3 separate regions of the Homo sapiens genome follow, and all the other regions are linked to region 2. The links are chromatin loops, found by intact Hi-C in ENCODE. Cell type or tissue: PC-9. All regions are shown on one strand. Links, peaks and the distances in the headings refer to the core of each region. The heading gives the core; the rest is flanking DNA.

The links. Hi-C counts contacts between places; a loop is a spot of excess contacts. Peaks named below come from ENCODE experiments on the same cell type or tissue, not always from the same donor. Only the 100,000 strongest peaks of a DNase experiment are listed, where the experiment ranks them.
Region 1: it touches region 2 in a loop (5-fold over the local background); 4 of 110 quality-filtered maps call a loop at or near these places.
Region 3: it touches region 2 in a loop (6-fold over the local background); 71 of 110 quality-filtered maps call a loop at or near these places.

The regions. Positions count from the first base shown.
Region 1 is chr19:53,877,934-53,883,683 of GRCh38, forward strand. PRKCG (protein kinase C gamma) reads left to right here and starts at 4,264. Exons shown (of 18, transcript NM_002739.5): 1 at 4,264-4,731; 2 at 5,230-5,261. The coding sequence starts at 4,562. RefSeq lists an enhancer at 4,716-5,267. In PC-9, for the core only: a CTCF peak has its summit at 4,384 (motif pointing left); a DNase peak (open chromatin) is centred at 4,278; H3K4me3 peaks cover 1,958 bases.
Region 2 is chr19:54,021,182-54,027,239 of GRCh38, forward strand. No RefSeq gene overlaps it. Among named protein-coding and RNA genes, the nearest start is that of CACNG6, 33 kb to the left of the region's middle. RefSeq lists a silencer at 1,608-1,811. In PC-9, for the core only: CTCF peaks have their summits at 2,899 (motif pointing left) and 3,107; DNase peaks (open chromatin) are centred at 2,900 and 3,730.
Region 3 is chr19:53,903,570-53,908,932 of GRCh38, forward strand. It overlaps PRKCG (protein kinase C gamma), which reads left to right. Exons shown (of 18, transcript NM_002739.5): 16 at 1,066-1,173; 17 at 2,748-2,888; 18 at 3,138-4,083. The coding sequence ends at 3,326. Among named protein-coding and RNA genes, the nearest start is that of CACNG7, 3.0 kb to the right of the region's middle. RefSeq lists an enhancer at 3,794-4,335. In PC-9, for the core only: CTCF peaks have their summits at 3,409 and 3,608; no DNase peak of the experiment used is centred there.

The DNA.
Region 1 (5,750 bases), core at 3,224-5,723, 140 kb before region 2:
ACTGGCGTTACCACTTGACCAAGGACCCCTCAAGCGGCCCTGATGTGCGCGTGACAGAGGGCTCACCTCTTGCCTTCTAGGTCACTTCTCACCATGTCCCTTCAGCACCTGACCCTATACCTGCCGGTTATTCCTAGCTTACATTAGTAATGCAGCAAAGAGTAATATTAAAAGCTAATGATTAATAATGTTTATAATAATGATTGATAATTGTCCATGATCATCTCTACATCTAATTTGTATTATGACTATTCTTATTCTAACTATTTTGTTTATTATACTGAAACAGTTTGTGCCTTCAGTCTCTTGCCTGGGCACCTAGGTAATCCTCCGCCTACATATTTCCCGGACCTCAGGAGAATCACAAATACACAAATAAATATAAGCCCTACAAAATTCCCAGATCAGGCCCGGCGGGTGGCTCACGTCTGTAATCCCAGCACTTTGGGAGGCTGAGGCGGGTGGATCACGAGGTTAGGAGATCGAGACCATCCTGGCCAACATGGTGAAACCCCGTCTTTACTAAAAATACAAAAATTAGCCGGGCGTGGTGGAGGGCACCTGTAGTTCCAGCTACTCATGAGGCTGAGGCAGGAGAATCGCTTGAACCTGGGAGGCGGAGGTTGTAGTGAGCCGAGATCGCGCCACACTGCACTCCAGCCTGGGAGACAGAGCGGGACTCCGTCTGAAAAAAAAAAAAAAAAAAAAAAAAAAAAAATATATATATATATATATATATATATATATATATATATATATTCCATGATCAGCCGGCGCGGAGGCTCACGCCTGTAGTCCCAACACTGGGAGGACAAGGCGGGAGGATCGCTTAAGCCCAGGAGTTCAAGACCAGCCTGGGCAACACAGCAAGACCTCGTCTCTATTTAAAAAAAAGTTTTAAAGAAAATTCGATGATCACAGAACCCGCTATCTGCATCTACATCCGCAAAAGCAATTGGGGAGAGATACCGCAAGGGAGGGAAGGGTTCCCCTGGAAGGGGAGAAGGAAAGGCCAGCTGGGGCACACACTGTCGTTGGATGAGGAAAGGCCTCCTTTTCATTTCTGCAGCGTCCACTCTTGAGCTCCAACCCACTCCATCGCTGTCTTCTTAAAGGACGCCTCGCCCACCCTTCTCTCCCATCCCATGCCTGAATCCCTTCTGGAAGGCATCCGAAAGAACAGCTATAGAACTCTGGGGTGATACGTTGGTTAACTCGGGAAAGAACTCAAGGACACTGGACTAGAACGTGGTGGGATTCCTAGGTCGGTTTCGGGGCCATCCCCGCCGCCTATCCTTCGCCCTAGGTCACCTGGAGGTGGCTGGAAGGCCAGTGGACTCCACATTTAGGGAGAGTGGTTACAAGAGGACTCGGATTCCCCCACCTTCCCTTCGGCTTTGGGAATCCCAGGAAACCCGCCCCGAACCCCTGAAAAGTCCCAGAGAAGGTAAGCTGGGCGTCCAGAGTCCCTCCCAGGCGCCGCCGCAGCGTCCCGCCCAGCCTCGCGGGGCACGCCGGGAGGCGGAGTTCTCGGTCGTGTCCCGAGAGTGGCTGGTCCGCAGGCTCGGACTACCAGTCCCAGAATGCACTGCGCCCGCAGCCCGGGGCGGGCCGTGGTTGCCCCTGGCAACAGAGAGGGTCTCCCGGGAGCGGGGACTGGGAAGCGCTCCCGAGCCGGGGAGGCGCAGAGCCCGACCAGAGAGAGGCGGGGACGCGGGTAGAGCGACCAAGAGGTGTGGAGGCCGGAAGAGACTGACCGCGCCGGCCCTTGGAGAGACCCCTTTCCTGAGAGGGGGCGCACAGAGAGGATGCCGAAGCCAGCGAGATCTAGAGAGAGGGAGACAGGGATTGAATCACAGAGACACTTAGAGGGAGGGAGAGACCTCAAAGACAGAGAGATTCACAGGGCCAGAGAGACACGTAGAGTGGGTCAGAGAAGAGGACAGAGGACAGAGACATAGAAAAGACAGGAGGGAGAGAGACTGAATCACAGAGACACAGGGAGAGAGGGAGAGACCTCAGAGATGGAGAGAGACTCACAGGGCCAGATAGACACATGGAGTGGGTCAGAGAAGGGGACAGAGAGAGAGACACAGAAAAGGGAAGAGGGAGAGAGACTGAATCACAGAGACACAGAGAGGGAAGTCTCTATCTAGAGACCCTCGACAGAGATTCCTAGAGCCAGAGACAGAGATTCAGAGAGCCAGAGACACAGAGAGATTCATAGAGACATATAGAGAGATTCAGAGAGCCTGAATCACAGAGATTCACAGAGCCAACGAGACAAACAGAGAGATTCATAGAGCCAGAGACACAGATTCGGAGAGTCAGAGAGACATAGAAAGATTCATAGAGCCAGAGACACAGAGATTCAGAGAGTCAGAGAGACATAGAGAGACATTCATAGAGCCAGAGACACAGAGAGATTCATAGACATATAGAGAGATTCAGAGAGCCTGAATCACAGAGATTCACAGAGCCAAAGAGACAAACAGAGAGATTCATAGAGCCAGAGACACAGAGGGATTCGGAGAGTCAGAGAGACATAGAAAGAGATTCATAGAGCCAGAGACACAGAGATTCATAGAGACATAGAGATTCATAGAGCCAGAGACACAGAGATTCAGAGAGTCAGAGAGACATAGAAAGACATTCATAGAGCCAGAGACACAGAGAGATTCAGAGTCAGAGAAACATAGAGATTCATAGAGCCAGAGACACAGAGAGATTCAGAGTCAGAGAGACATAGAGAGACATTCATAGAGCCGGAGACACAGAGAGATTCAGAGTCAGAGAGACATAGATTTATAGAGCCAGAGACACAGATTCAGGGAGTCAGAGAGACATAGAGAGACATTCATAGAGCCGGAGACACAGATTCAGAGTCAGAGAGACATAGACATTCATAGAGCCAGAGACACAGATTCAGAGAGTCAGAGAGATGAATAGATTCAGAGAGCCAGAGACACAGGGAGAGTGAATCACAGACACAGAGGGACGGGGAGATCCCCAGAAACAGAAAGAGATTCATAGAGCCAGAGAGACAAATAGAGATTGGGTCAGAGAGAAAGGGACAGAGACAGAGACAGAGAAGAGAAGAGGGAGAGAGATTGGGTCAGAGAGAAAGGGACAGAGACAGAGAAGAGAAGAGGGAGAGAGAGACTGAGTCATAGACAGGAGAGAGACCCCCCTAGCATCAGAGAGAGAGAGAGAGATCAACAGAGCCAGAGAGGGACAAGTACAGAGAAACAGATGGAACCAGAGAGATATAGGAAGAGACAAACAAAAACAGAGACGGAGTTGCAGAACCGGAGGAAGGGAGAGAGACAGAGACAAAGGCATTTATAAAGACGGGTGGAGGTGAGGAGAGAGAGGGAGAGACAGGGGCAAGCATTTAGAGAGTGACTCCCAGAGAGGAAGACAGAGACGGACTCCCAAAGAGATCAAGTTGCAGAGGGAGGGGGAGACAGAGTCACAGCCTGAGAGAGAATAGAGATTCACAGAGCCAGAGAGACAAAGACAGGGAAAGAAACAAACTCAGGGAGACAGAGGCGGAAGAATTTATCAGACGTAGAGGGAGAGACAGAGGGAGACTGATTCACAGTGAGGCAGACCAAGACCCCGAGAAGAACCACGACACCAAGACCCAGAGATGGCGACAGATACAGATGGAGACACACAGCAGAGGAAATAGAGAAATAGAAAGAAATAGAAACAGCATTTCTCGGAGACAGGGAAAAGAAAACAGATCCACTGAGAGGCAGAAACAGAGACACATCGAGAAAGCTCGCTCCAGGAATAGAGGGAGAGGGACAGAGGTCACAAGAAAGACACACGCAGGCAGAGAGCTACACAAATAATGGAGAGGCCAGGGGAGGAAATAAAGACTCAGCCGGCATCGGAGAAAGTGAGAACCTTAGCGCCCTGCCTGTCCACTGCTGGACCCCTAGCGTGGAGCATAAAGTTTGTTGAAGGAAGGAGAGGGGCAGGGTCAGACACAGGGACCCCAGGGCGCCCACAGGACACACGAGGCACCCTAGTGGGGGAGGAACGCGGGGCAGGATGACAGATTGCAGGGTGGTGGGGGGGAGCCAGGCTCAGAGGATGCCCCTCCCTCCAGCCAGCCCCCGGAGTGGGTGTGTGCACGTGTGGGGGGCGGGGAGGGAGGACATTTGTCCCGTGTCTCCGGGAGGGGAGCGCCTTTAAGCCGAAACCCCGCCCTCTCGGTCGTCCTGGCAACGCCTCCCCCAACCCGGGGCTCCCACATTTCAGCAGGTGCCGGAGCTGGAGCTCCCACCGCCGCCGCCCGTGCCTCCGGCTGCCGGCGCCCCTGCCTTTGGCTCTTCCTCCCCACTCGCCCGCTCCCCCTGGCGGAGCCGGCGCGCCCGGGGTGCCGCTCCCTGCCTGGCGCGCTCCGCACCTGGAGGTGCCTTGCCCCTCTCCTGCCCACCTCGGAATTTCCCTGTGGCTCCTTTGATCCTTCGAGTCTCCAGCTCCTCTCCCTTCCACCTGTTTCCCCCAAGAAAGGCAGGATCCTGGTCCCTGCTACGTTTCTGGGGCCATGGCTGGTCTGGGCCCCGGCGTAGGCGATTCAGAGGGGGGACCCCGGCCCCTGTTTTGCAGAAAGGGGGCCCTGAGGCAGAAGGTGGTCCACGAAGTCAAGAGCCACAAGTTCACCGCTCGCTTCTTCAAGCAGCCCACCTTCTGCAGCCACTGCACCGACTTCATCTGGTGAGGGAAGGGGGCTGGGGGACTGGGGGACGAGGGGACTAGGGGTGCAGACTCCTATCACGCCGACCCCTGTGGAAGGAAGAAGGAGGGGGCTGTAGTCCCGACTCCCAGGTTCTAGGATGGCCAGGGAACGCTGGGAGCTTCGACTCCTGGGTTTCAGTGAGGAGGAGGCTGGTTCCTGGAGTGCTGGGTCCGAGGGAGGAGGAGGCTGGAGGACAGAGGTCCTGGAGTCTTGGGTCTGAGGGAGGAAGGGCCTGGGGGGCTGGGAGCCTGGATTCCTGGGTCTGAAGGAGGAAGAAACTGGGGGCTGAACTCCAGTCTAAGGGAAGAAGGGCTGGGGGCCAAAATTTCTGGGTTCTAGAAAGAGGAGGTGGCCGGGGCTTGGACACCTGGGCCCTGCGGGAGGAGGGTCAGAGAGCGCAGGCCCCCTGTGGCTCGCAGAGGTTGGGGGTCCAGGTACCCCTTTCTGCACTGACCTAGGATCCCTGACTCTTCCAGGGGTATCGGAAAGCAGGGCCTGCAATGTCAAGGTAAGAGCTGGGGACCGGGGCTCCTGGGACCCTCAGGAGGGTGGAGGCTGGGGCCCCACAGCTGAGGCTGCTTGACACACGTGTTCTCTGGTCCCCAGAGAGGCGCGGGGGAGCCCGGGGCGGGGGGTGTGGCAGAGACACAGCCTGTGGTGGGGAGGGAGCTTTGATGGTGGGGCCACCGCGGAGGTGGTGCTGGGGGCCCCTCCCTCGGCCGGCTCCAGGTGGGGACAGATATTTGGAGAATCTGTTGCCATGGGAACATGGAGATTTGGAAAAGGGGAGCTGAAGGGGGGAAGGGGGAGGGGGCTGGAGATGCAAAGTCAGAGCCCCCCCCCACCCCAGGCTGCCGTCGCCATGACAACACCAGCCGTCCTAGGCAGGGGCAGGCCGGGTGGGGTCACCAATGGGCGAGTGGGGGCCGGGCGGGGCCGGCAGTTCTGGGGGGCGGGAGAGGGGGGCGAGTCCTTGAGCACCAGCTGCTACTGCTGA
Region 2 (6,058 bases), core at 1,629-4,128:
CCCAAGCTGGAGTGCAGTGGTGCGATCTCAGCTCACTGCAAGCTCCGCCTCCCGGGTTCACGCCATTCTCCTGCCTCAGCCTCCCAAGTAGCTGGGACTACAGGCGTCCACCACCACACCTGGCTAATTTTTTGTATTTTTGGTAGAGACGGGGTTTCACCGTGTTAGCCAGGATGGTCTTGATTTCCTGACCTCGTGATCTGCCCCGCCTTGGCCTCCCAAAGTGCTGGGGTAACAGGCGTGAGCCACTGCACCCGGCCCCACATTCAAACTTCTTATCACAACTTGCAAAGTTCTGCATGATCCGGGCTTAGCACCTCCCTTCTCCTGCTGTGCTCTAGCCGGCTCACTTTGCCTCAGCCACGCTGGCCTGTGTCCATTCTTGGAACTAGTACTGGCCAGGCTTGCTCCTGCCCCAGGGCCTTTGCCTGCGCTGTGCCTTCTGCCTGAAGTGTCATTCTCTTTGCATTTCTCATGGCTGGATACTTACACTGTTTTTAATTCTCAGCTTCAACATATTTTCATCCAAGTCTTCCCTTACCCACTTTGCAAAGGAAAGACCCACCTCCCATACACTCATTGTGTTATAGTGCATCCCTCTTGATTTCTAGCATGTCTCTTGTTACAATCTACAGTTTGTTGTTTTTTTCTTTCAGATGGAGTCTTGCTCTGTCGCCCAGGCTGGAGTGCAGTGGTGTGACCTCAACTCACTGCAACCTCTGCCTCCCGGGTTCAAGTGATTCTCGTGCCTCAGCCTCCCAAGTAGCTGGGACTACACGCGTCCACCACCACGCCCAGCTAATTTTTGTATTTTTAGTGGAGATGGGGTTTCACCATGTTGGTCAGGCTGGTCTGGAAGTCCTGACCTCATGATCCGCCAGCCTCGGTCTCCCAAAGTGCTGGGATTGCAGGCATGAGCCGCCGCACCCAGCCAACAGTAACAGTCTTTTCAAAATGCCTGGTCCATAGTACGTGCTCGACAAATATTTGTGAAATCACTGGATACATAAGACAGTTCCAGGGAAGGGGAGTAGCTTGCTCAGAACAGGGAAGCTGCCCAGGAGTCTTTCCCCTGATTCTCAGACCACGATCCCGTGCTCAGCTCCTCGCGGATTCAAGGCTGATGAAGGCAAGGGCCACACTGTCACCCACTCTTTGAAAGCCCCAAACCAGAAGTCATTCCGGGGTGGCTGTTCAAGGTTCTTCACTGATCAGGTCTCTTGGTAACAAGTGTTGGCCTCCCACAGGTACATGTCAGCATCTCCTTCCTTTCAGAGGCTGAATGCTTGTCCATTTATGTAGATCCCACACTTTCTTTACACATTCATTCATTGATGGCACTTACATTGCTTCCATTTCTTGGTTTTTGTGAATAATGCTGTTAAGAACATCAACGTATAAATTATCTCTTCCGGCCGAGCGTGGTGGCTCACGCCTGTAATCCCAGTACTTCGGGAGGCCAAGGAGGGTGGATCACTTGGGCCCAGGAGTTCAAGACTAGCCTAGGCAACATGGTGAAACCCTGTCTCTACAAAAGTAAAATAAAATAAAATTAAAATTAAAAGTAGCTGGGCTTGGTGGTGCATGCCTGTAGTCCCAACTATTCAGGAGGCTGAAGTGAGAAGGTCGCTCGAGCCCAGGAGGTCGAGGCTGCAATAAGTAAGCCAAGATCACACTACTGTATTACTCACCAGGCAACAGAGAGAGAGACCCTGTCTCAAAAATAAATACACAGATAGGCTGGGGGCAGTGACTCATGCCTGTAATCCTTGGCTTGGGAAGCCGAGGAGGGTGGATCACCTGAGGTCAGGAGTTCAAGACCACCCGGGTCAACATGGCAAAACCCCATCTCTACTAAAAATACAAAAATTAGCTGGGCATGGTGTTAGGTGCCTGTAGTCCCAGCTACTCGGGAGACTGAGGCAGCAGAATCACTTAAACCCAGGAGGCAGAGGTTGCAGTGAGCTGAGATCGCACCACTGCATTCCAGCCTGGCTGACAGAGTGAGACTCCGTCTCAAAAAATACATACATACATACATACATATCTCTTCAAGATCCTGCTTGGAATTCTTTTGGGTATCTCCCCAGAAATGGAATTGCTGGATCCCATGGTAATTCTATTTTATGAGTTAGAACTTGATGGCCTGAATTTTTGTGGTGTCAGCTGCAGACTCACAGTGAGGGAAGCCCAGGAGGGGATGGGCTTTAAGAGGATGATGCTGCAACAGAGGGGCTTTAGTTAACACGGATGTGCTGTGTTCTTGAGCCTTCCTAAGAGAGTAGATTGTAAGTGTTCTTACCACACACACAAAAATGATAAATGTGAGGCAATGCACATGTAAATTAGCTCAATTTAGCCTTTTCACAACGTATACTATTTCAGCACATCATGTTGTACACCATAAGTACATACAATTTTTATTTGCCCTAAAAAATAAATCAGTAATGCTTAAAAAAATTAAATTTCATATTGTAGGGGGGGAAACAGTGCATGATGTTGCAATGTACTGCGTTTCATTTCCTGAAGCGTCAGCGAAAGACCAGCCCTGGGGTAGAAGACCGGAGCGGAGGGAGCGTGGCCTCCCCAGCTCCCCACTTCCTTCTCAAGCTGCAGGCTGAACTAGGGTCTCTGGAACTGGGCTAAGGCGCCCCCGTGTCTGCAGCCTCTCTGCGGGGCTTCATGGACTCCAGCAAAAGGCTTGAGGCTGGAAACGAGGGTATGAGCGTGCGGAGAGGTAGGGTGAGGTTGGGTTTCTGCAAGGAAATAATAATCACCGTGCTTAACTGATGTACTAGGCACCAGGCTGAAGGCCCCATCAGCTGGCGAGGCTGGGAGAGAAATTGACATCCCCTCTTGCTGCCCCGCCGTTGGCTGGAAACAGTCATGAGCCGCCACCTAGCGGCGAAAATGACAGCAACAACTTGGACCTAGAGCTGGGGCCACGGAACGAAAGGCGTCATCCCTTTAAATTAGGACAATTGCCCTCTCTCAGGGCAGCTTCTCTGTTCTGGTTACCTGCTGACTTACACCCAGTCACCCCAAACTTCGTGGCAAAAAACAACTGCTATTTATCCATCCATCCTTCCTTCCTTCCTTCCTTCCTTCTTTCCTTCCTTCCTTCCTTCCTTCCTTCCTTTTATGAGGCAGAGTCTCGCTCTGTCGTCCAGGCTGGAGTGCAGTGGTGCGATCTTGGCTCACTGCAGCCTCCATCTCCCGGGTTCAAGCGGGATTCCCCTGCCTCAGCCTCCCTGCTAGCTGGGATTACAGGTACGAGCCACCACGCCCAGCTAATTTTTGTATTTTTAGTAGAGACGGGGTTTCACCACGTTGGCCAGGCTGGTCTTGAATTCCTGACCTTAGGTGACCCGCCTGCCTCAGCCTCCCAAAGTGCTGGGATTACAGGTGTGAGCCACCACGCCCGGCTATAGTTTATTTATACTCGTAGATTCTAGCAGTCAAGAATTTGGACAGAGTACAGCAAGGGTGGTTTTATCTGCAGCCTCAGCTGCAAAGACTGGAATGGAGGGTGCCGGAATTATCTGGAAGATCTGGGAGCGTCTTCACTCATACGTCCGGTGTCTGGGCTGGATGACTCCACGGTTGTGCGCAGCTGGAGGACAGCTGACCCGAGTGCCCACACGTGGCCTCTCTGTGTGACTTGGGCTTCCTCACAGCATGGTGGTCTCAGGACAGGCAGACTTCCTGCATGACGTTTGGTTCAGCAAACAAGGCAGAAGGTGAATCACCTTTTATGATCTAGACTCAGAAGTTGCCTCTAGGCTGGAGTGCAGTGGTGTAATTATAGCTCACTGCAGCCTTGACCTCCTGGACTCAAGAGATCCTCCTGCCTCAGCCTCCCAAATAGTTGGAACTACAGGCATATGCCACCATGCCTGGATAATTTTTAGTTTATTTGTTAAATGTAGAGACGGTGTCTATTCTGACTCTATCAGCCGAAGCAGTCAGGGACTCACCAATATTTCAGAGCAAGGAGCTATAGACTGCACCTGTAGAAGGGAGAATGTCAGCTGGGCGCGGTGGCTCATGCCTGTAATCCCAGCACTTTGGGAGGCCGAGGCAGGTGGATTACCTGAGGTCAGGAGTTTGAGACCAGCCTGGCTAACATGGTGAAACCCCGTTTCTACTAAAAATACACACACACACACACACACACACACACACACACACACACACACACACAAAATTAGCCAGGCATGGTGGCGGGTGCCTGTAATCCCAGCTACTCTGGAGGCTGAGGCAGGAGAATTGCCTGAACCTGGGAGGTGGAGGTTGCAGTGAGCTGAGATCGTGCCATTGCACTCTAGCTTGGACAACAAGAGCGAAACTCCATCTCAAAAAAAAAAAAAAAAAAAGAAGAGAGAATGTCTAACAACTTGCAGCTGTGTTTTAAAACTGGATGTTCTCCCTGAGGACTTGAATATAAAGCTTTGTCAGTTGCTTGGTGTGGTGAAGCAATGAGAGTGTTTTTTTCGGGGGAGGAGGTGTCAGATAGATCAAGAATTTATAATTAGCATAAGAAATGTACTTCTTAACAAAGCCAGCCTGGGCAACATAGTGAGATTCCCATCTCTACAAAAAAAAAAAAAAAAAAATTAGCCCAGTGTGGTGGTGCACACCTGTGGCCCCAGCTACTTGGGAGGCTGAGGCAGGAGGATTGCTTGAGCCTGGGAGGTCAAGGCTGCAGTGAGCTATGATTGTGCCACTGCACTCCAGTCTGTGTGACAGTGCAAGACCCTGTCTCAAAAAATAAAAAGAAAAAAAAAGAAACATACTAAAAAAGGACACATATTAGCAATATGAAACAAGAACAATTTTCCATAAAGCAAGAGGCTTATGGAAATAAAAAGTATAAAAATACATGATGGTAAAAAATATATAACATTATCCTCTAACAGAATAGGCAGTAGGGTGGGTGCCGTGGCTCACGCCTGTAATCCCAGCACTTTGAGAGGCTGAGGTGGGATGATCACTTGAGACCAGGAGTTCGAGACCAGTCTGGGCAACATGGTGAGACCGTGTCTCTTTAAAAAAAAAAAAAAAAAAGGCAGAATTGATACAGCTGAAGAAAAATGAACAAGTAAGAAAATGTGGTGGAGGAACTTCTCCAGGAAGCTGATATAATTATATTAAGATCAGAAAAAATAAGAGAAAAGTCATCGTACGATATAAGGGACAGGTGTTTCTCAAAATCCAAAATCTTCTCTGCTAAGAGAATCCTGATTTTGTTTTTGTTTTTGTTTCTTGAGATGCAGTCTTGCTCTGTCGCCCAGGCTAGAGTGCAGTGGTGCAATCTCAGCTCACTGCAAACTCCACCTCCCAGATTCAAGTGATTCTCCTGCCTCAGCCTCCCCAGTAGCTGGATTACAGGTGCTCGCCACCACACCCAGCTAATTTTTGAATTTTTAGTAGAGACGGGGTTTCACCATGTTGGTCAGGCTGGTCTCAAACTCCTGACCTCGTGATTCGCCCACCTCAGCCTCCCAAAGTGCTGGGATTACAGGCCTGAGCCACCGCACCCAGCCGAGAACCCTGATTTTGTTCAGGTGTCAGTTGGCCACCCTTGTTCCTTGGAGACTTGGCCCTTTTCTAGTTTCAGGCATGAATCTTGATTAGTCTAAGGCTTAGTGACGTGCTGGTTGTGAAAGTGTGGTCCCTGAACCAGCAGCGTCAGCATCACCTGGGAGCTCGTCAGAAAGGCAAATTCTTGAGCCCCACCCCAGACCTACTGAATCAGTCAGAAACTCTGAAGGTGAGCTTTTCCTTTCTCCTCCTCTCCAACCTATGGTTTGACAAGTCCTCCAGGTGATTCTGATGCACACTGAAGTTTAAACACCTTTAGCCCAGTTAGGTAAACTCACGCCCACTGCTAGTGGTTATTTAAGGAAGGGGCTGGATGCAATTGTGTTTCTTGAGATGTGAGTGGAAATCTCGTGGGAGGCTTCCTCATGTTGGAGAGGGCCGCGTTGGAAGGGCCTTTCTATGCCCTTCGTCTGCTTTTTATCTCATCCTTTCCAAAAAATTAACTTTTTATTTA
Region 3 (5,363 bases), core at 2,130-4,629, 120 kb before region 2:
GTTACCACACTCTTGATCATCTTCTTAGCTGGCTATGGTAGTGGGCACCTATAGTCCCAGCTACTGGGGAGGCTGAGGCAGGAGGGTCACATGAGCCCAAGAACTCAAGGTTACACTGAACTATGAGTATGCCACTGTGTTCCAGCACAGGCGACAGAGCAAGACCCCATCTCAAAAGAACAAACAAACAAAAGAAATCAATCATTTTGAAAGATAGTCACCAAAACTTTTAAAATTTAATTGAATCTAACAACCAACTAAATTCAATGTATACAGTTGTCTAAATATTTAAAATTGGAAAATGGACATATGTGCAATTTCTTATTAATTCATTAAGTAGTAAGTTCTAATGGTAGTAAAGTAAAAAGGAGCTCTAACAGTAATTTTGATGTAGCAATGACTAATAATTTGGAATATCTGCAACTCTCATGTGATGAGAAAATACCTGTGATTACTATTGATAATGAAGCCACAAGCACTGCTGCTGCCTGCATTCATAACTGAAGGGAATGCTAAATTTTAGTTAGAAGTTAAAAAAAAATTTGGCCGGACATGGTGGCTCACGCCTGTAATCCAAGCACTTTGGGAGGCCGAAGTGGGCAGATCACTTGAGGTCAGGAGTTTGAGACCAGCCTGGCCAATATGATGAAACCCCATCTCTAAATCTTTGCCTTGGTATCATTTTTTGTAACCTCAGAAGACTGTGAACTACTCATCCAACCAGGAGAATGCTTTTAGGGTGTTTCCTGCAGTTTTTCCTCTCTTCTATTTAACTGACATGTTGCATAATTAACAGCCTGCTGATTTACATAGCAGATAAAGAGAGGCAGAATAGTACAGAGATGCACAGATCTGAGGCATCCGAGATAGGAAATGAGAGAACCTGAGAAGGAGAGAGATCAAGCTTTGGTGGTTTGGTCTGATCTCTCCTGAGGGTGTGGTCAGGTGTGCATGTGGGGCGTGTGATGGGTCAGGCATGTTCCCGGTGGGGTGAGGAGGGTGTGGAAGGTTTGGGGAAAGGCAGTTGGGCATGTCCCTGACTCTCTATCCCCTCCACTTTGATAGCCTCCCTTCGATGGGGAGGACGAGGAGGAGCTGTTTCAGGCCATCATGGAACAAACTGTCACCTACCCCAAGTCGCTTTCCCGGGAAGCCGTGGCCATCTGCAAGGGGGTGAGAGCCCCCTGACTCCCAGCTTCTCCAGGCTCACAACCACACACCCCATTGCTGTCTCTGTGCCTATTAGAAAAATGCTCCCATTCCTGAAGTCACTTTACTTCCATCTGTTGGAAAAGTTGATATGATGCATAGGTTTTGTTAGAACAATGATTTCCAGCCCTGTTGCCACGAGGCCTGGAGATGGCCTCTGTCTCATCCTTCTCTGTGACTCCCACTCCCCAGCTCCCTGCTTGCAGGAAGTGCTGAAAGTCCAGGGTGTCTGTCTGTCTAGAACTGGGTGGGTCAGGTAAACCCAACTTCTGCAGCTTTTCTTCCTGTGTGAACTTGGGTGAGTCACCAAAACTTTGTGAGCTTAACTCTCTTCAGGGGTTATGGAGTTGACACAGAAGAAAGCACCTGGCCCATAGCAGATTTTCAGCCCATGTCAGCACCTTCTGCGTCTAGCTGCTCTCTCTGCATCTCCCTGACAGTCTCTCTGGTTTCTGTCTCATGCCTCCCCTCCATCTGCATACGATGGGGCTCTCTGTGTTTCTTCCTTTTCTCTGTGTCTCCTTCTGCATCTCTGTCTACACTTTTGGGCCTTTGTCCAACCCCCCTACCCCCCATCTCTGTCCCCTCCTGTGTCCACTCTCATACACACACGCTACATCTCACCCTCCTCTCCTGCTGGCTTTCTGTCCTCCCTTTTCTCTGGGTCTCTGTCCCCATATTTGGTCTTTATTCCTCCCTCTGGGTGTGTGTTTCCTGGGTCTCTATCCTTCTCTCTTTCTGAATCTCTGTCCCCCTGGGTCTCCTCTGTCTCCTCCCTTCTCTGAGTTTCTGCCTTCTTACCTGGGGTCTCTGTACCACCCTCTGAATTTCTATTTCCCCTTTTCTCTGGGTCTGCAACCTCTCTTCCCCCATTCCCTCCCTCTTCCCCTTCATCTCCTCTACCCTTCCCTCCCTCCCCCTACCGACCTCCCTCTGTCCTTCACTCTCCCCTTCCCTCCCTCCCCCTACCCTTCCCTCTCCCCGTCCCTCTCTCCCCTTCCCTCTCTCCCCCTACCCCTTTTCCCTCTCCTCTTCTCCATCTCCCTCATGATTTGTTCTGTTTCTCTGTGTGTCCCTGGGTCTCTGGGTATGAATTTCATCTGCTATCATTTTCATGTATCCTCTCCTTCTTCCTGTCTCTCTCTCTCTCTCTCTCACTCACTCTCACCCTCTGTCTCTCTCTCTCTCTGTCCCTCTTCCTCTCTCTCTCCTCTCTGTCTCTCTCTGTCTCGCTCTCTGTCTGTCTCCCTCCTCCTCCTCCTCCCTCCTCCTCCTCCTCCTCCTCCTCCTCCTCCTCCTCCTCCTCCTTCTTCTTCTTCTTCTTCTTCTTCTTCTTCTTCTTTTCTTCTCTCTCTCTCTCCTTTCTTTTCCCTTCCTCCCTCCATTTGCCTGTTTCCCCTGGCTGTTCTTATCTCTCCGGATCTCATGCCTGTGTCTCTTGGTTCCTCCATCTGCCTGTCTCTGTCCCTCTTTCTCTGGGTCTACCTGTCCGGCACTCTGTCTGTTTGTCTGTCTGTCTCTCTCTGTGTTTCCCACAGTTCCTGACCAAGCACCCAGGGAAGCGCCTGGGCTCAGGGCCTGATGGGGAACCTACCATCCGTGCACATGGCTTTTTCCGCTGGATTGACTGGGAGCGGCTGGAACGATTGGAGATCCCGCCTCCTTTCAGACCCCGCCCGGTCAGTCACCCTCCAGGCAACAAAAACCTGGTCCCTGAAGGGGTGGGGTTCCCCTGGGCCTCAATATACCTGTATGTGGGGGTGGGGTTCCCTCTGCAGAGCCCCCCGCCCCCAACAAAAGGAGGTGCAGACACCATGAAGCATGAATAGAGATTCTGCAGGAGACAGGAGATGAGACTGGGGTACACAGAGGGACACCCGAGGAGCCCTCGGAGCTGCTTAACTTTCCCTCCCCCACGTCTCCCACAGTGTGGCCGCAGCGGCGAGAACTTTGACAAGTTCTTCACGCGGGCGGCGCCAGCGCTGACCCCTCCAGACCGCCTAGTCCTGGCCAGCATCGACCAGGCCGATTTCCAGGGCTTCACCTACGTGAACCCCGACTTCGTGCACCCGGATGCCCGCAGCCCCACCAGCCCAGTGCCTGTGCCCGTCATGTAATCTCACCCGCCGCCACTAGGTGTCCCCAACGTCCCCTCCGCCGTGCCGGCGGCAGCCCCACTTCACCCCCAACTTCACCACCCCCTGTCCCATTCTAGATCCTGCACCCCAGCATTCCAGCTCTGCCCCCGCGGGTTCTAGACGCCCCTCCCAAGCGTTCCTGGCCTTCTGAACTCCATACAGCCTCTACAGCCGTCCCGCGTTCAAGACTTGAGCGGAGCCCGATATTCTCCCTGACCTTAGCGTTCTGGACTCTGCCCCAATCGGGTCCAGAGACCACACCACTAACCATCCCCAACTCCATGGGGTTCGAGACTCCATCTTGGTAGTTCTGTGCCTCCCCCCAGACCCCGCCCCTGGGGAAATAGCCTCACGGGGTTGGCTGTTCCAGACTCAGGTTCCAGAACAGCCCTCGGCCTCCGAGGCTCCCCGCCTCCACTCTAGTTCTAGATGAGTGGGAGGCGTGCCCCCCTCCTCCAGTACGTCCCGCTGCTGTGCTCTGGGGATTTCTGGGATATATGGAGGATTCTTTCCCCAGAGGCTCCCAATCAGCTTTTGTTCTAGACTTCCCCATCCCGAAGCCATCACTTCTCCCCGCAGCCCGCCTGCCGTGCATGGCTCCTGTCTGGCTCGGACCCACCCCAACTCTCCCCAGTGCCTGCCACTCTCTGGGACTCTCCTCCTCCCCTCCTCTTCCCTTAGCCTCTCCCACCCGGCCACAGCTGCTGGAGAATAAATTTGGGATGCTGATGCTGAAGTGTTTGGATATTTTCTTGTAAGCTTGGAGAATGAACGGGGTGTGGAGGCGGGACAGTGACTGTACATAGACACAAACAGAGAAGGAAAGCACGGAGACCCACAAAGTGAGAGGGGAGACACCCACTGCAGGGGAGCAAGCAGAGAAGCGCGCGCAGACAGAGGCAGGAGACCCAGACAGACAGAGACAGGGAGAGAAAATATCACAGAGGGCACCAACGTGGACAGTGCACAGCGAGAGAGGGGCACGGAGATCACTGAGAGTGCCAGGTGGCGACCCCCGCGCAGAGACCCAGCGCGTCCGTGTTCACCAGAGCAGCCACGCAAGCTCACATGCACCCCCAGGCTCAGACACCGGGGAGAAGTCCTTCCCAAGCGGGGAGATCACAGTCTGGCCTCTTCTTGAGAGACCTAGAGACCTGATCAGAGGAAGAGACCCCCACGCCAGAGCAACCAAAAACAGCCAGAACCCGAGAGCCTAGGAATCGGCGACGGAGGCACACGGCAGGCAGACGCGCCTTCTGGGCCTCTTTCCCTTGACCCACTTGAGAGTCTGGGGAGTGCCGGGGACCGTGCAGATGGACTACATTTCCCCGCAGGCCTCGCGGCAGACCCTTCCCCCAAGTGCGGCTCCTTGCCGCCAGGGCTGATGGGAAATGTAGTCTCCGGTCAGGGCCAGACCAGTGGAGCGGTGTGCCTTGTCTGTGTGTTTGGAGGGGACTGAGCCCCAAAGCTTCGCAGTCTTCCTTGCGGACCCGGGCACGTCTTCTTCCCTGCAGTCTCCTGGGTTTCCATGACCCGGTCCGGGTGGATGCTGGGGCTGCCCCTCTCTCCCTCATCACCGCCGCGACACCCCCATCCAGTGCCCGCAGGCCCCAGCCCCCGCTCCGACCCTCGGCGGGCGGCCTGCCCCTTTAAGAGTGGCCCCGCTGACATCACGGCGGGGGGGGGGGGTGGCCCGGCTCCTGGCTCCGCGGCGGCTGCAGGACCCGACTCCGCTCTGCGCCCGCCCGCTGCTGTAGGGACCCCGGCCCGGGACGCCCCCTCCCGCTTCCTGCAGCCGTCCAGACCCCAGGCTCCGCCCCAGGCCTGGCTAGAGCCCCAGTCCTCGTCAGGGGACCCCCAGGATTGTCCCTGCTGTCTCTCCTTCTCAGAGTCTCTCTCTGTCTCTCTCTGTCTCTCTGTCTCTCTCTCTCTGCCTCTGTCTCTGTCTCTTCTCCAAGCTCAAGGTCTCTGGGTCTCAGCATCTCTCAGCCCCAGGCCTCTGGGCGTCCCCCTGTC